2 separate regions of the Mus musculus genome follow, and region 2 is linked to region 1. A link is a loop called in an ENCODE intact Hi-C map of the cell type or tissue named here. Cell type or tissue: left cerebral cortex. All regions are shown on one strand. Links, peaks and the distances in the headings refer to the core of each region. The heading gives the core; the rest is flanking DNA.

Evidence for each region. Peaks named below come from ENCODE experiments on the same cell type or tissue, not always from the same donor. Only the 100,000 strongest peaks of a DNase experiment are listed, where the experiment ranks them.
Region 2: it touches region 1 in a loop (2.6-fold over the local background); 6 of 42 quality-filtered maps call a loop at or near these places.

What each region holds. Positions count from the first base shown.
Region 1 is chr9:27,102,107-27,110,097 of GRCm38, forward strand. It overlaps Jam3 (junction adhesion molecule 3), which reads right to left. Exons shown (of 9, transcript NM_023277.4): 2 at 4,243-4,308; 3 at 3,401-3,514. Among named protein-coding and RNA genes, the nearest start is that of Jam3, 49 kb to the right of the region's middle. In left cerebral cortex, for the core only: a CTCF peak has its summit at 4,197 (motif pointing right); a DNase peak (open chromatin) is centred at 4,217; H3K27ac peaks cover 924 bases.
Region 2 is chr9:27,150,944-27,158,934 of GRCm38, forward strand. Jam3 (junction adhesion molecule 3) reads right to left here and starts at 4,478. Exons shown (of 9, transcript NM_023277.4): 1 at 4,348-4,478. The coding sequence starts at 4,423. In left cerebral cortex, for the core only: a CTCF peak has its summit at 4,340; DNase peaks (open chromatin) are centred at 3,348 and 4,508; H3K4me3 peaks cover 2,168 bases; H3K27ac peaks cover 1,882 bases.

The DNA of each region.
Region 1 (7,991 bases), core at 2,665-6,664:
TTGTCCTGTCCCTCCCTGTATGAAAGACGTGATCTTCATGGGGACCAGGCCACTGACTTCTTCCCATGTGCAACCTGAGCATCAGAACTAGTATCTGGTAGTTAAGATAAAGCCAGGAACCTTATTTCTCCTTATTATTCCCAGGAGGAGAAAATTAATTCAAGGAAAAGTTAAGAAAGGAAAACCAAATAAATATTTACAAAACAAAGTCTACAAAGGATGTTGTGGCTATCCACATGAAAAAGAAGAAAGCTGACCCCTGGCTGCCTCCCTAGTCAACAAATACCCACTAGAGTTGAACAAGAGCTGGGCATTTATTTGCAACACTATAAGTTTATAGGAATGGAGTTTGAGGTTAGCCTAGGCAACACAGTTAACTGGAGGCCAGCCTGGGCAATATTAGCAAAAGTTTTTAGATTTGTTTCCTTTATATGGATGAGTGTTTTGCCTGCATGTATGTCTGTACAGCAGATATATGCCTGATGTCTGTGGAATCAAACCCAGGTCCTCTGCAAGAGCAGCCAGTGCCCTATCCACTGAGCCATCTCAGAAGGCATAATCTTCATGACCGTGGCTTCGGTGATGGTTCCTTAGATACGACAACAAAGACACAAGCACAAAAACTGGGGGTTATACTACATTCCATCAAGTCAACAGCGGCTCTGCTTTAAAGGAAGTAAGCAGCCGAGAAAGCAATCTACACCGTCTGTACCAGGGGTACGGACGACTCTGCAAGCCACGTCAGAAAAAGGACTTGCCTCTGCAATGTATGACTCTACAACTCAGTGGAAATGCACCTAACAGTTGATCAGGTTTCTCCCAAGACACTGCCCACTTTGCACATGGAGAGATGAAACTCCACTTGGATACCTTATACCCTCTAAGACTATTAAAATAAAGGTCAAATGATCACAAGTGTGTGTGTGACTATGGTGGAAGCACCGAAGCGTGAGTGTAAATGGAGAAGCCAGGGCTGGGCACATGGCTTGCTCAGTGATTAAGTCAATTACTGCTTTTAGAGGATCCAGGTTTGGTTCCCAGCAACCTATGTGGGTTCACAACCATACATAACTCCAATTCCATGGGAGCCAATGCCCTCTTCTGACCTCTGCACACTCAGCATGCAGATACAGTGCACAGACATATGCAGGCAAAAGACACAAAATTTAAAAAAAAATATATATATATATAAATATATATATATGGTGACGCTCCTTTGGAAAGCCGTCTCAAAAACTCACCATGTAGCCACCATGTGGCCCAGTAGTTGTGTACTTGGTCTTCACACAGAGATGAGTGCAGAATACTGATGACAGCCAGTGTAAACTCAGCATCTGAACATCACCTGATGCGTGCTCAAAGCAGCATGGCGCCCACACAGTGACCAGGGACCCCGCCACAGAAGGGAACAACTAAGCCCTGTGCTAAGTGAAAGAAGCCTTACATGACGTCTCCCGAAAACGCAAAGCCTAAGAGGTGTGTAGGTAAGGGCTGCTAAGAGGGGAGGGGAGGGCCCTGACTCTGCATGGCATGGGCTACGGGAACGTTCTGTGATTGACAGGGTGGTCCATTTCTATGTGAGTATAAAAGCCAACTTTTACACTTCAAGAGGGACAGGAGTAACAAGTGTGACAGGGGTAACAAGAGGAGTAACAGGAGATGTCTTGGGCACAGTACCAGTCCCGCCTCCACCCTCCTGCTTCTCTGGTTCATGTCCTTTATGGTAACCATTCCTATGGCTAAGAGTAATACCTCTGATGTCTACAAAGAGAAAGTTGTAATTGTTAGTGATGTGAGTGATAATTCAGGGCCTCATACGTACCAGATCAGTGGTCTATCACTCTGCCCACCCCATCCAAACCCACCCCCAGCACTAGGGAAATGAGAGTTTTCTTAAAGATGTATTTTTACTGTTTGTTATTATATGAGTTGAGTGCGGGTGTGAGCCCAGCTCCTGCAGCCTATGGAGGAGCTGGAGTTACAGGCTGCTAGAGTGGGTACGAGGAACTGAGCTCAGTCCTCTGCAAGAGGACACTCTTAACTCCATCATCCCTCTAGCCTCAGCCTCCCCTCCAAAAAATCATTAGGTTTTTATAGTTTTAATAAGTGAGTCTTTTTTAAAAGACTTCCTTATTTATAGTCTTGGTATGGAGCGTTTTATCTACACAGCACACGCATGCGTTCATGGCCTGTGAAGGCCAGGGGGTGTCAGATTCCCTGCAGCTGGGAGCTCTAGAGGGTGCTACCACTGAGCTACACATACAGCCCTTGCAAGTTGTTGGGGTTTGACCTTGTTTTACCCCCTCAATCCTAGGAACTGAATTCAGAGTTTCATGAATGCTAGCTAGGTAAGCACTGTACCACCGAGCTACAGCTGAAGCCAACAAACTATTTTTAAGAGCAACAACTCCTGGAACCTGTAGAACTCAGATCACAATACCCACGACTTCACTAAAACTGAACGTACCTGCACAGGACCTCCTCTTTCGCCTTCCCTTGCTGCCAGATGGAAAGTAACATCCGACTCCGCCTGCCATCCCTCAGCACAGCTGGTCCTCCTTGCAATTCTCCCCTTGCATTTCCAGTGGCGCTACCTCAGCTCAGCCATTGTGAGCAACCCCTCCCACCAGACTCTGCAAAGGCAATGTGATCTGGCCCTGCTCGGAGCTGTGATCACCTCCAGTCTCTGTTGCTTCTCCTAGCACCTCTGATGGGTAGTGTCTGCTGTCCAGACACCCCGTGCACTTCCCGTCTTCCTCATCGCCCTCTCAGCCAGGTTCTGGTGACAGCTCTTCTCAGAAGCTGAGCTCTCACATATGTGTCCATATGTAGCATTCTTTCCTGCCATTACATCTCTCACCATGCAGCGCTTGCTATCTTGTAGACTGCCTGAGCACTCTGCAGCCTACGTCCTGACGCCTGGCTCTCAGTCCCCTCCTCGTCCTCCTCGCCATCCTATGGTAGCTTATGTTACTACTGCCCCCAGATACTGTCCTGCTTCAGGTCAGAGTAGGGAGGCCCCAGGCCTGACCCTGGACACAGTGGAGCTCAATCCTGTGTGATACTGCTGTGATAATCCCTTTGGGCACCCCTCACAGTATGTCTGTCGTAGGCCAGAACAACATGGCTAAAGAAATGGTTTGCTGTGATTTCTCAAGCAATATGTACAGAGATCCAAGTCCTTACTAAGGAGCTGGGATTTGTTGAAGTTGCATTGTAGAGGTACAGGCAGGCTCAAAATATCAATACTAAAATTGAAATTTTCTCCAACAATAAACTCAGAAAGTCAGAGCAGTCCTAGCCACAGGAACAGGCTAGCAGTCTGGGGAAATGTTACTGTAAATAAATTCCACAACCTGCAGACAAAATAGGAATAGTGCAGAGGACAGTGGGCTCATACCTTGAATCTTGTTGTCAAAATACACATATGTGGTTTGGCCATCTTGGATTTTCTTCCATTCAATCCTAGGGTCACTTGTCTGTGAGTCCGTAATGATGCAAGACAATTCCACACCTGGAGAGCAATGAGAGAAAGATAAGCTTAAACTTATAAGCTTAAACTTTCCAAGATGAGTTTCTGCCAGAAAAACCAATGAAAACATTAGTAAGGATTTCACTACAGAGAGCACACCTTCCCTTAGACACCTGCATCTATTATATGAGCTTTCTTTGTTGTATAGATACAAGGATAGGCAGGAAACAGATGACAGCCAATGTAACCTGCAGAGTGTGTTGCTAGTCTACCCAACACAACAGCCATCCTGAACATTCTTGGCTAGTCCATACAGGGAAGTAGGGGCTGGAGGGCCGGCTCAGTGGCTAAGAGCACTGACTGCTCTTGCAGCTAGCAGTTCAATTTCCAGCACACAACTATCTATACTCCATCTCCTAGAGACCTGGGGCCCTCTTCTGACCTCTGCAGTATCCTCCTGTGTACATAGGCTCACAGTCACAAATAAATATTTTTTAGATGATAATAGACAGGGTGTGGTGGTGCACACTTTTAATCCCAGCACTTGGAAGGCAGAGACAGACAGACAGACCTCTGTGAGTTCCAGGCCAGCCTTGTCTCTATAGTGAATTCCATGTCAGCCAGAGCTACACAGTGAGATCCTATCTCAAACAAACAAATATATAAATATATCAATACAATAAACACAATAGAACAGGTGCTGGGTTGGCTGCAGAGCTACCTAGTGTCCACTAGGGGGCCCCATCCCTCTCCATGTTTCCTGTACTTACTTTCAAATTCATGTACCACTGGGTTTCGGTTGCTGGATTTGAGATTCACTGCCTCTATCATGCAGCCTAAAGGGAAAAAAAAAAAAAAAAAAAGTAAAATCAGACAGCCCCATAACAGCAAGAAACTCTGGGTGGAGGCCACAACTTTTCCTTCCATGTAAACGTGGATGTCCATCACAAAACACAGGGTAAACAATAGTTGATATTTCCTTTGTTTCTCATATTCTAGAAGAACTTAAGGGAAGAGCTTTGAAAGTAAAAAAAAACACCCATTATTAATACTCATGGCAGCAAAGAACAGCACTAACTAAGACCCAGCAAGCTTTGAACAGAGTGACTGTTGTGTGTATCCTAATGGGCCCCGGTGTAGCCTCTCTGCTACAGCTACCCTGGGTAGGCTTCACAGGCATGTTGTTTGAGACAGGGTCTCTCACGGTCTGGAATCCCGGATTAGGATTGAATGTCTGGCCAGTGACCCTCAATGATCTACCGGCACTGGATGACTGATGTGTGCCACCATACCTGCCATCTGACACAACTCTAGAGACCTAACTAAGGTCTTCAATGCTTTCAAGGCAAGCGTCCTATTGACCAAATTATCTCTCTAGCCTATATTTTATTTTTAAATGGCACTTAGTGTCTTAGGTTGGGTTTCTATTGCTGATAATGCACCATGACTAAAAGCAACTTGGGAAGAAAGGATTGATATTATCTTACAACTCTTCACACTCCATCACTGAGGGAAGTCAAGGCAGGAACCTCAGGCAGGACCAGAAGCAGAAGCCATGGAAGAATGATATTTACCGGCTTCTTCCTCATGGCTTCCTCAGCCTGCTTCCTCAGGACCACCTGGCACCACCCACAATAGGCTGGGCCCTCCCACATCAATCATTAATCAAGAAAACACGCCCCCACACTTGCCACTGCAATCTAACGCAGACGTCCCTGTGAGTTGTTGGTCATAAAGGCCTCAGAGGCTCTAAAACCAGGACAGGCCACTGCCACTGCTCTTGGTTGTCCACTAACCTGACGTAAGTCCAAATTGATAAAGATACTATTGGCTTTAGATGCAGGATATCGAGAAATCAACTCAAACTGACCAGGAAACTAGCTTACACTGTTGCCAGAAGGTGCTGTGTAGGCTGCTAAAGAGAGAAGACATCAATGGCCTGACCCAGTGCTGGACACTGCATGCTACAATATTGACCTGCTGGCAATGCATGGCCACTGGTGCAATAGTGGTGTGACTGTTAGCGAGCAACCCTAATCCACGGGAAGTATTTCATGTCTGGTACTAGGAAGTTGGTCAAAAGCTTCTGGCTTGGGGATCCTCTAGCTGTTGCTTTGCTGTCAAACTGCTTTCTGAAGATTGATGGTTTTGTGCACAGACCTGCGCTTCTCTCCACCTTGGACAGGGAAGCTTCCTTTCCAAGTGCACAGTTAGCCCAGACTCATAACTGCTCCGAGGTATAATGAATGAACCGTGCTCAGCTATGCAAGCATCATCCATTGCAACTTCCCACCAGCCAGAGCTCAGGGAACTTTGCAAAACAAGACGGAAAGAACACAACAAACGGGATGGAGAGGAGAGATGTGAAATGCTCACTTCTGGACGTGCCGTAGCTGTTGCATTCATCGACTCACGGCGTTCGTGGTTGCTATTGTGCCGGTAACCAGCACAAGATCAAGCCAGTCAACAAATGCCTATGTGGCTGAGCGAGGGCCTAAGGAAGGCCCCACTTCTTTCAGAGGAAGTAATGGCAACTGAAGTCTTCTAAGCGAAAAAGAGTCAAACTTTCTATGCAGATGCTGATCGGTTGCTCATATTACACTGGATGTCCACACAGTCACTCATGTGCATATGAAGAGCACTAATGTAACTAGTTATTAACAACAACAACAACAACAGGGAAGACAAGAAGCTGCAAAGGAGAGTGTAGGAGGGGATGGGGTATTGGGAGGAGGTGGAGACGCAATCAAAACATTATATAAATGCATGGAGTTTTCAAAAATAAAATATTTTTAAAATAATAAATAAAAAGAAAGAAGCGAGGGGCTAGGAGTGGTGGCGCAAGCCTGTGACTCAGTTTGAGGCCAGACTATGATACATAGTAAGTTCAGGGCCATTTAGGGCTACTAAGTGAGACCTTGTCTCGAAAGCAAGAGTTAGGAGGAGATAATAAACACCTGGAAACCCCTTATCTGTGATCTGGCTACTTACTTCCCAAAGGCTAAAATGGTCCCCACACAAGGACATCCTACAATGCACCACCACAGGTTATTTGTAGCACAATGAGAGCAAGCAGAGAAAAGTTGACATCCGCATATCTCATCAAAGCAAACGAAGGGTCAGAGTTCCTCAGGTCATTTCCAAGTGTTCATATCCGCTGGTTAAGAAGCTAGCTCCAAGAATTACCAGCACCCCACCCTTCTGGATCTTATACCCATAAGGCAAATTTGTGCTTTCCCTGGGAAAGCAACAGTAGTCAGGATAAGGAATGTCACATGAAAATCCACCAGTTAAAGAGTGTAAGATGTCACATATGAGCAGCCAGTCAGGAGTGTGCAGAGCAGACCAGAAATGTGACCTAAACTTACAGACAGCATGATTTTGACAGGCACCAACTACAAACTACAAAGGTTTGCTTCTTGTAGATCAGCTGACTATTCTGCTAAAGGAATTATCCTACCTGCAAAGTGATGCTTATGGTAGAGAAAAGACCCAGCAAAGCCTGTACCCCTCAGTACTTTGACAGGCGATGGAGCAGGGCAAGGAGGCACACCGTGCTGCTGGGATTCTAATGAACTGCACCTCTGAGCATCACTGGGACTAACAACATTCTCAGCACTGACTCAGCCTCCCATATTCTCCAAGTAAAGACTACTGCATGCACTTCCCAGGCAGGGGACAGAGCCTACTGGCAACAAGCACAGGCAAGAATCGAGCCCAGGAGTTTGGACTTATCATTCCTACTTCATGATTTATTTTATTAATTTTCTTATAGAAAACAATGCTAAAAATCTACCCAGAAATAAAAGAGACAGCAACAGATCCACATAATGGAGATTTTATACTAAAAGAAAGACATGAATCAGACCCTGAAGTCTAAATTGATAGCCCATTGTTCTACAAAAGTCCCTTTTCAGACAAGTTTGCAAGGGAAGTGGCTTTAAAAAGGACTTGATGTGATGTGCAGTTGGCACAGTCCTCAGCAACCCAACAGCTCTCCCTCCCGCTCACGACATGGAACTGAGCTAAGGGGGAGGGCAGGGACCAGGCAAGGATGATAAGGCACAAGAGGAAGCGCTGTCGCTCTGACGTTCACGTGGCCTTCCTCGTGGCCAGCACCCAGAGCTGCTGTGTTCTCCACTTCCCCTTCCCTTTCCTTACCGGGAACAATTGAGGCACCTGTGAAAAGAACTGCAGTTTCCTCCTCAGTGTTGAGAGACCTAGAGACTGCCAGGGTCTGGGGCCAGGATGGCAGGCAAGCAATACGCCAATCCTTCACTTGCTTAAAATACCATTTCCCTAAGCCAGACTCAGAAAGGGATGTTTATGAATTGCTGGGGGGTGGACAGGGAGGTGGGCAGAGGCAGAAGGAGGGACAAGTGTGAGCCAAATCTACTGGCGTGCACAGATGAAAACACCACAGTGAAGCCACCATGCTAACTAACTAAGTGAAGGCAAGGACCACTGTCCAAGCCCTCACGCTCACGCGTGGAATGACTTGCCAAACATGCCTGGAGGT
Region 2 (7,991 bases), core at 2,589-6,588, 49 kb after region 1:
TCAAGCTGTTTGGGAAGGATGGGGACGTGTGGCCTGGTTGGAGGAGGTGTGTCACTGGAGATGGGCTTTGAGGTTTCAAAAGCCCATGTCATTCCCAATTAGCTCTTTCCTTCTCTTTTCTTCCTCCCTCCTTCTTACAGATTAAGATATAAGCTCTCAGTTACTGCTCCAGTGCCAGGCACACCTGCCTGCTGCCATGCGCCCCACCATGATGGTTACGGACTTTAACCCTCCAGAACTGTGAGCCCCAGGTTAAGTGTTTTCTTTTATACGTTGCCTTGGTCATGGTGTTTGGGCACAGCAACCAAAACGTTAATTAAGACATCATAAAATAAAACATTTATTTGAAAAATAAACTTTTAAAAGAAAAAGCAAAAAGACCTAAGCGAAGAATCTTCCTTATAGATTGAAAAGCAAAGCAGCATCGCAAATCCTGCTACGCACAGTGGTGGTGGGGGCGGTGAGAGGCAATACAGGGCACATAATCAATATCATAGAGAAGCAAGAAAACCAAAACACAGCAACCGGAAAAACCTCTGCCTCCTGGGACATCGGAAACAGGTAGATTTCTGTGCATCATGGCAAGCAGCAAAGAGGCAGTAAGCTAATGCTTTAGGCTGCCATTCAGTGGACAGTGTCCTTGCTAGCCTGAGTGTAAAAGAATCTGCTTACTCAACTTAGTTTCCAGATCTCTTCATATGCCAGTGCAGATATATGTATACAGTGCTAGACTTCAGAGGCATGTGCAAAGATTTAAAATGTGCACTCAGCCCAAATGCCATCACACACACACACGCACACAGACCTGATTGGAAACACCTTGAGAGAGGCTATAGAATCTGCTTCCCATCACCAGGATCAGCCAACTGCGTGCTCTAACCCACTCTCACACATATTTTCTTCTCTTTTACCCCACTTGTGCTTTAGAAGAATTCAAAGGATTTACGAAGAAGGAATTTGTTAATACCGCATCCCTAACAGCTGCAAGGTGGGTGCAGTATGTCCGTGGAGTCTTCTATTACAACGTACAATCAGAAAGCATGCTTGTGCATCCGCTGCCTTTCAGAAAATGGACTTAGGGCTATCCCTTGGGGGCTGCCTGGAGAGCACCTTCCACTAAACTTTAGGAGATGGAGCTCTGTGACTACTGAGTTTAACACTGCAATTATTTAATGACTAAGATCCCTACCAACTATCCACTCAGTCTCCTCAGCCTGTAGCCTGACCATAAACAAGTCATTTGAAGATGAGCAGTGGTTCCTTCCAAGTATTTCATGTTTTGGGATCAGCTGTCCTCTGTTTTTCTTAAAGGGCACATACAACCCTGAAAATGACTGTGACAATCAAGTGATCAAAAGGAAATAAAATGCCATAAAAAGGCAGGAGCTATATGTTCAAGGCCCTGAGTTCAATCAAGCAATCAATCAATGTAGGACATTATAAAACATGTCTCAGGAGTCTAAGTAAACAGAAGAAACTGTCTTCAAGACTGCAAACTGTTGTTCTGGTTCTAAATAAAGTCTGTTCTCTGGTACACCGAAAGTTCTGGAAAGTTACTGACTTGCTACATAATCACTCAAAAAGGGGACGCGGCCTAACATCTGTAAGGCTGAATCGGACCAGCCATCCACCTCACAAAGGAATATTATACACATACAAACAGTATGTCTTTGAATGTGTGATCATTTTACTAAACTGATCCATAATAAGAATGTCCACTGTCAGACACAATAAACAAGTAGCCAAAGACTGAGCTGCCACAGACTAGAGACTTCCAGGTTTTCCGTGCCTGAGGTACCGCCTCCAGAGCCTGACCTCTGCATGCTGGTTTCTTCATACACAAGTCAGGAAAAATAATAACACAGTCTTAAGTTATCAAAATTAAATGAAATAATTCACACTAAGGTCTCATAATACAGCCCAGGAAGGGCAATCACATGGAATGTTTACTATGTTAGGAATTATCTTTTTTAATTTTTGGAATATGGTCTCTGGGTAGCCCTGGCATGCCTTGAATTTGCCATGTAGCCTAGGCTGGACTTGAAGAACTGGCAGTGATCCCCCTGCCTCTCTCTGCCCCTCAAGGCCTGGGATTATAGGCATGTGTCACCACATACAAATTAGAATTTGTAAGTTTTTGCTGTCTCATGCTACCCCAGGGTAACCTGGAACTCACTGTGGATCCCGGAATGCCTTGGAGCTCAGTGATCCTCCTGCCTCAGCCTGCAGAGCACTGGGGTTACAAACATGAGTCACAGCAGGCAGGAAGGCAGGAGCTAGCATTTTTAAATGAAAATGGTACACAGAGATACCAAGTGAAAAGTGTAATCCTAAAAATTAAGAAGGCACAGCTGTCCCCTATGAAGATGACACGTCTTTAAAGGCTAATTTTACATTTACTTCTGTGTGAAGGGCCCACATGCATGTATGAATTTGAGCGCCCACAGAGCTCAGAGAAGTGTGTCAGATACCCCGAGGCTCAAGCTGTGTGCTGGTTGAGCCATCAAGTTGGTGCTGTGAACAGAACTTGGGTCCTCTGCCACAGTACTCCTTTGTATTCACTGAGTACCTCTCCAGCTTTAAGGTAGACGTAAGGTAAAAACTATATAATAGGAAATTCCTTCCTTTAACAAGAAAGCTACAGCCGGGCAGTGCTAGCGCACGCCTTTAATCCCAGCACTTGGGAGGCAGAAGCAGGCAGATCTCTGAGTTCAAGGCCAGCCTGGTCTACAGAGTGAGTTCCAGGACAGCCAGGACTACACAGAAAAACCCTGTCTCGGGGAAAAAAAAAAAAAAGAAAGAAAGAAAGAAAGCAAGCAAGCTAGCTACAGCTGGCACCTCATCTTGCCTTCAATCCTAGATTACAAATATCTACTGTAATTCCTATGGAATGGAAGTAAATCCCATCCCTCAATACCAAGAAACCCACCAACTTAAACCCCGCCTGAGGGGCAGCATCTGAGACAAGAGTCTATGGAGCCCTTAGCCGTCTCTACTTCTACTAACAAATCATCATGAAGAAATTCATCCCTCAAGTCAACTGCAAAATATTTTCTCCAATAAAAACTGCAGAATTTCATGTGAGGGAATCTCTCCAACAATAGGGAGTTGTTCTAGTCTGTGAATAGTACGTGCCAGTGGCACCAGCACAGTGGGAGTTGGACATTGCTGACACTCCTGTCCCCTGGCTAGCCTCGGGTCAGCTCTATCTCCCAACTGCATTTGGCTTTAAAATTTAAAATCAAGCAAAATATATGGTAAAAAAAAAAATGTATGCTAAGCCTCATCCTTGCTACAGAAGCCTGTTTCCAACACTTCTGCACCAGAGCCCCTGTTTTCTACCACCACCCTGAGCACCCCACTAGAATAAGCGTCAAACACAAAAGCGCTTTGTCTTCTTGCCTGACCACCCCCCACTCCCAACAGTGCTTTGGTGTATTAATTTGTATACTCTGGAGAACATCGTAGGCGTCAGCAAAGCCAAGGAACAAACCAAGGGTTGAGGAGTGGTCCGGGTTGGGTTACCTTCTGAAGAAGGAGTGGTGCCTTATGAAACCTTAAGTTTGCCACTACTTGTTTGGCCGTCAGTTCTTAATGAAAAAAATTTTTTTAAAGAAGACTAATATTCGCCTCTAAAAATGGGTTCACAAACCCACTTCACTGAGCTGTTTTAAGGACTGAGATAATAGCTTCGAAGTGCCCTGTGGTATTTATGGAAAGTAACTGCAAAGTAAACTTTACAGTGCTTTTCGCCCAACCGACCAGGGAGATACTGTCTCCCAGGAATTCCACTGGAAAGAAATGAGCAAAACTTTCAAGTTTAGCAGTGTGTCGGGATCAAATGATCCAGATGCTATTTGGGAGTCAGGGTCTCCTCCACCACGCTGCAACAAAGATGCTCATCCCTGTGCAGTCCCCATCTCCGCACAAGGCTGGCTGGCCTTGCCCAGTTCAGCTTCTTTGTTGACCCTAGCAGCTCCTGGGAGGACAGGCCTCTGGAGCTTCCCAAGCCGCTTGTCCTCCACGACTTCTGGGTACCACACTGCTTGCTGATGGGGTGTTTCCTCCAGCAAGTTTTAGAGCCCGTGAGGCATCTGCCACGGTCCTTCTAGAGGGCCGTGTCCCTGTACGGGACCAGCCGCATCCACGCGGGTCTGCCCGAGACCGGACCCGACCCGACCGCTCACGGAGCCTCGCCCGCCACGCTCCCGCAGAGGCCACCCCTCAGCTTCTCGGCCGGACCTGGAGTCGTGGGAGCCGAAACCGCTATTCCACCGCGGCCCGGGCCGCTCTGTCCCCATCGGCACAGACCACACACTTCCTAGCGGCACTGAAGCGTCAACTCACCCCTGAAGAGCAGCAGCAGGAAGAAGTCAGGCAGCCGCGCGTACAGTCGAAGTCGCAGCCGCCGGCTCAGCGCCATGTCGAGGGGAATGTGAGGGGCTCAGGCTCGGAGCGGAGAACCGGCCTCGTGCGCATGCGCCCAGCCTGCTTGGACCCTGCGACCCGCCTCCAGTTTCCATAGCGACCACGCGGCCTCGGCCGAGCCGGCACCATAGTGACCGAGAAAGCTCAAGTCTGGTTGCTATGGATGCAAAGATGCTCAGTGCTTCCAGGTGCTACCTCTGTCGATGAACTTAGCGGGAAGAGAATTAAAAAGCGTGTCTGGGAGGGAGGCGGGGTAGATTTATGAAACTGTAGATTATCGCTACAGATCTAAGAAGGATTACTCCATTAAGATTTAGGGAATGATGGGGCTGGAGAGATGGCTCAGCAGTGAAGAGCACCTGTTGCTCTTACAAGGACCCAGATTCCATTCCCAGCACCCATATTGTGGTTCACAACCACCTGTAACTCCAGTTCCAGGCGATCTGACGCCCTCTTCTGACCTCTGACGGCACTAAACATGCTTGTGGTGTGTGGCACTAAACATGCAAGCACAACACTCATACACATGAAATAAAATAAATCATTTTTAAGGAAATGTGTGTTATTTTACAAATAAAATCATGACAATTTTTGAAACAGTATTTTCACACCTATAGAGGTCCTGATTCCAAAAGTAATGAAAGGAGAAAATGCTGAAATCTGCATAAATATTAGCAAGATACGCCAAGTACATAAATGCAATAAGTTGATGTAGAAGGATAATTCATTTCTATGGTAGAGCTAAAGGATACTGGTATCCCCAACAGTTTATCCTACACAATACAGGGGTAATTCTTGCCATTGAATTTTTTACTTTTTTTTTTTTTTTGACAGTTTTACTTATATAGACCTGGCCACCCTGGAACTTGAAGGCTAAATAGACCAGGCTAGCCTCAAACTCACATAAGCCCAATTTTGTCTGCTTCCAAGAGTTAGTATTAAAGGCAAGCACTACCATGTCTGGATTCTTTAAATTTTTTATAAATTTAACAATATGTATGTGTGTATATCTGCATGTGAGATGTGTGAAAATAAGTGTGGGTTCCCTGAGAGGCCAGAGGCGCAGAGTTAACAAATAGTATGCCTGGTGTGGGTGCTGAGAACTGAACTTGGGTCCTCTGGAATAGCAGCAAGTGTTCTTAACTGCTGAGCCATCTCCCCAGCCTTCTTTTTCATTTTAAAAAGGGTTCGTTATTTTATCATCATCACCATCACCATCATCACCTTTGTATGAGTACAGGAGTACATGACAGGAGGTATATGCCACAATGAGCATATGGAGGTCAGAGTTGATGATGTGGAGGTCAGAGTTCATGAAATTGACTTTCATCCACCTTTACAGGGATTCCAGGGATCAAATTCAGGTTTCCAGGCTTTAGGATCGAGGAGTGGTACCCACTAAGCCATTTTACTAGCCTTGCTCTGAATTCTGAATAGTAGGAAATAGGAAGGGTAGGGTAGGAAAACACAACAAGATCTTTTTTTTTTTTTTTTTTTTTTTTTTTTGGTTTTTCAAGACAGGGTTTCTCTGTGTAGCCCTGGCTGTCCTGGAACTCACTTTGTAGACTAGACTGGCCTCGAACTCAGAAATCCGCCTGCCTCTGCCTCCCGAGTGCTGGGATTAAAGGCGTGCGCCACCATGCCGGGCCACAGCAAGATCTTATAAGCAGGTGATGAGAAGGGCAAAAATGAGCTGAAGCTGAGCTGTGGTGGCGCGTCCCTTTAATCTCTGCACTCAGGAGGTGGAGGCAGGTGGATCTCTGTGAGTTTGAGGCCAGCCTAGTCTATAGAATGAGATCTAAGACAGACAGGGCTACATAAATAAACTATCTCAAAACAACAACAAAGAACTGGACATTAGACCTAAGGAAATCAGGCAATCTGAAGTTATTTAAAACAATGGAAAACTCTTGAGAAAGGTTAGCTGTACCGTGTTTAACATTAGAAAGAGCATCCCTAAGATTCCAGAAACAACACCATTAAAACAGAATTCTGAGCCTGTGAGAAAGTGTGCCAGAGTTCCCAACAGCCGATATTATTATTCAATGGGTAACAAAATAATATTTCAAGAAATTTGAAAGAGAAAGGTCACGGCTAAGCATGCTTGAATTTTCATTTCCACATGACCTTCAGTCTGCATTTTATAAATGTTCAAACCTTTATAAATGTGAATTGATTGCTTCACCACAAACCCAGAAGGAAAAAAAAAACTAATTCCAAATGTCAGGATAAAAATTTAAAATAACCTGTTATGATGCTACTTGTCTTCTACTGACCTTCTGTTTCTGGTCATCATGTGTGTAAGTCATAGGGAAATGTGTGCAAATGGTATTTCTCATGCTGGCCCCTCTCTCTGCATTAAACACAAGTCAAAGTGGAGTTTCCTGCAAGTTTCCCGTAAGCCTAATTTTTGGGGGGTTATTTGTTTTGATTCTTTTTCTGCTCTCTTTTTCCTCTGGCTATGTGCTCAGTCGTATTTACCTCACTGAAGAAACTGATCTGATTCCTTGGGGACCATGAGATGGCATCTGACTGTAGACAGAGCACCTTTATTTAGAAGCCAAAGCTTCCTTTCTTCTGCTAAATTCCTGTGTTTGCATTATGAAAATGGTTCTTTCTGTTAAATGCCCTTCTGTTTTAGAGTCTCTTTTGAAATTCAGGCAGAGATTACAAGAAAAGGCTTCATGAATATTCTGTAAAGGGCAGAGGTTCCTGGGAGAGAGGGTGGCAGGTGCTTCACTGTAAAGTTCTGACTTCCCTCCATAGCAGAGTTCCCCATGTCATTAGTAGTGTCTAAAGTGTGTTCTTGGAATGGAAATGCAAGTGGAGATGCTGCAAGGCAGGGTAACACATTTGTCTGTGATGTGGTCTGTTCGTCCTGCAGAAATCGAACTCTGCTCAGCATGAATAAGCTCAATGAGGTCAGAAGCAATGTTCTGGAAGCATTTGGTAAGTAGAGCTGGGAGTCTGTGCCTTTAACCACACCACAATTCATCTGACTGTGTTTTATTCTACTGTGGGGCATATTAGAAAGAGATGCTTTCTTTTTGGTTTTTCCAGACAGAGTTTCTCTGTGCAGCCCTGGGTGTCCTGAAACTGATTCTATAGACCAGGCTGGCCTCAAAATCAAGAGATCTGCCTACCTCTGCCTCCTGACTGCTGAGATTAAAGGAGTGTGCCACCACCGCCCAGCTGAGAGATGCATTTCTTAAAAGAACTAAAGAACTATACAGAGAAACCCTGTCAAAAAAAAAAAAAAACCTAAAAAAATTAAATCTGCATAAGCTGAACTTAAGAGTTTTACAATACTGTTTAGTACAGACGCAAATCAAGAGGCAAAGAGTGGGTTTCCTGCTTGACTTGCCTCTGAACAGAGCAAATGTGTCTGCTTATTTATGCTTATCTAAGACCAGGATTTCTTACCTATAAAACAGGGATGCTACTACTCATCCCAGTGAACTGATTGCCAGAGATGAAACAGCTGAACCACAGACGGAGCTCAATACAGGTTTACTATTCAATGTTCTTCTCTTTCTCACTACCCTGCTTCTGATAAGCATGAA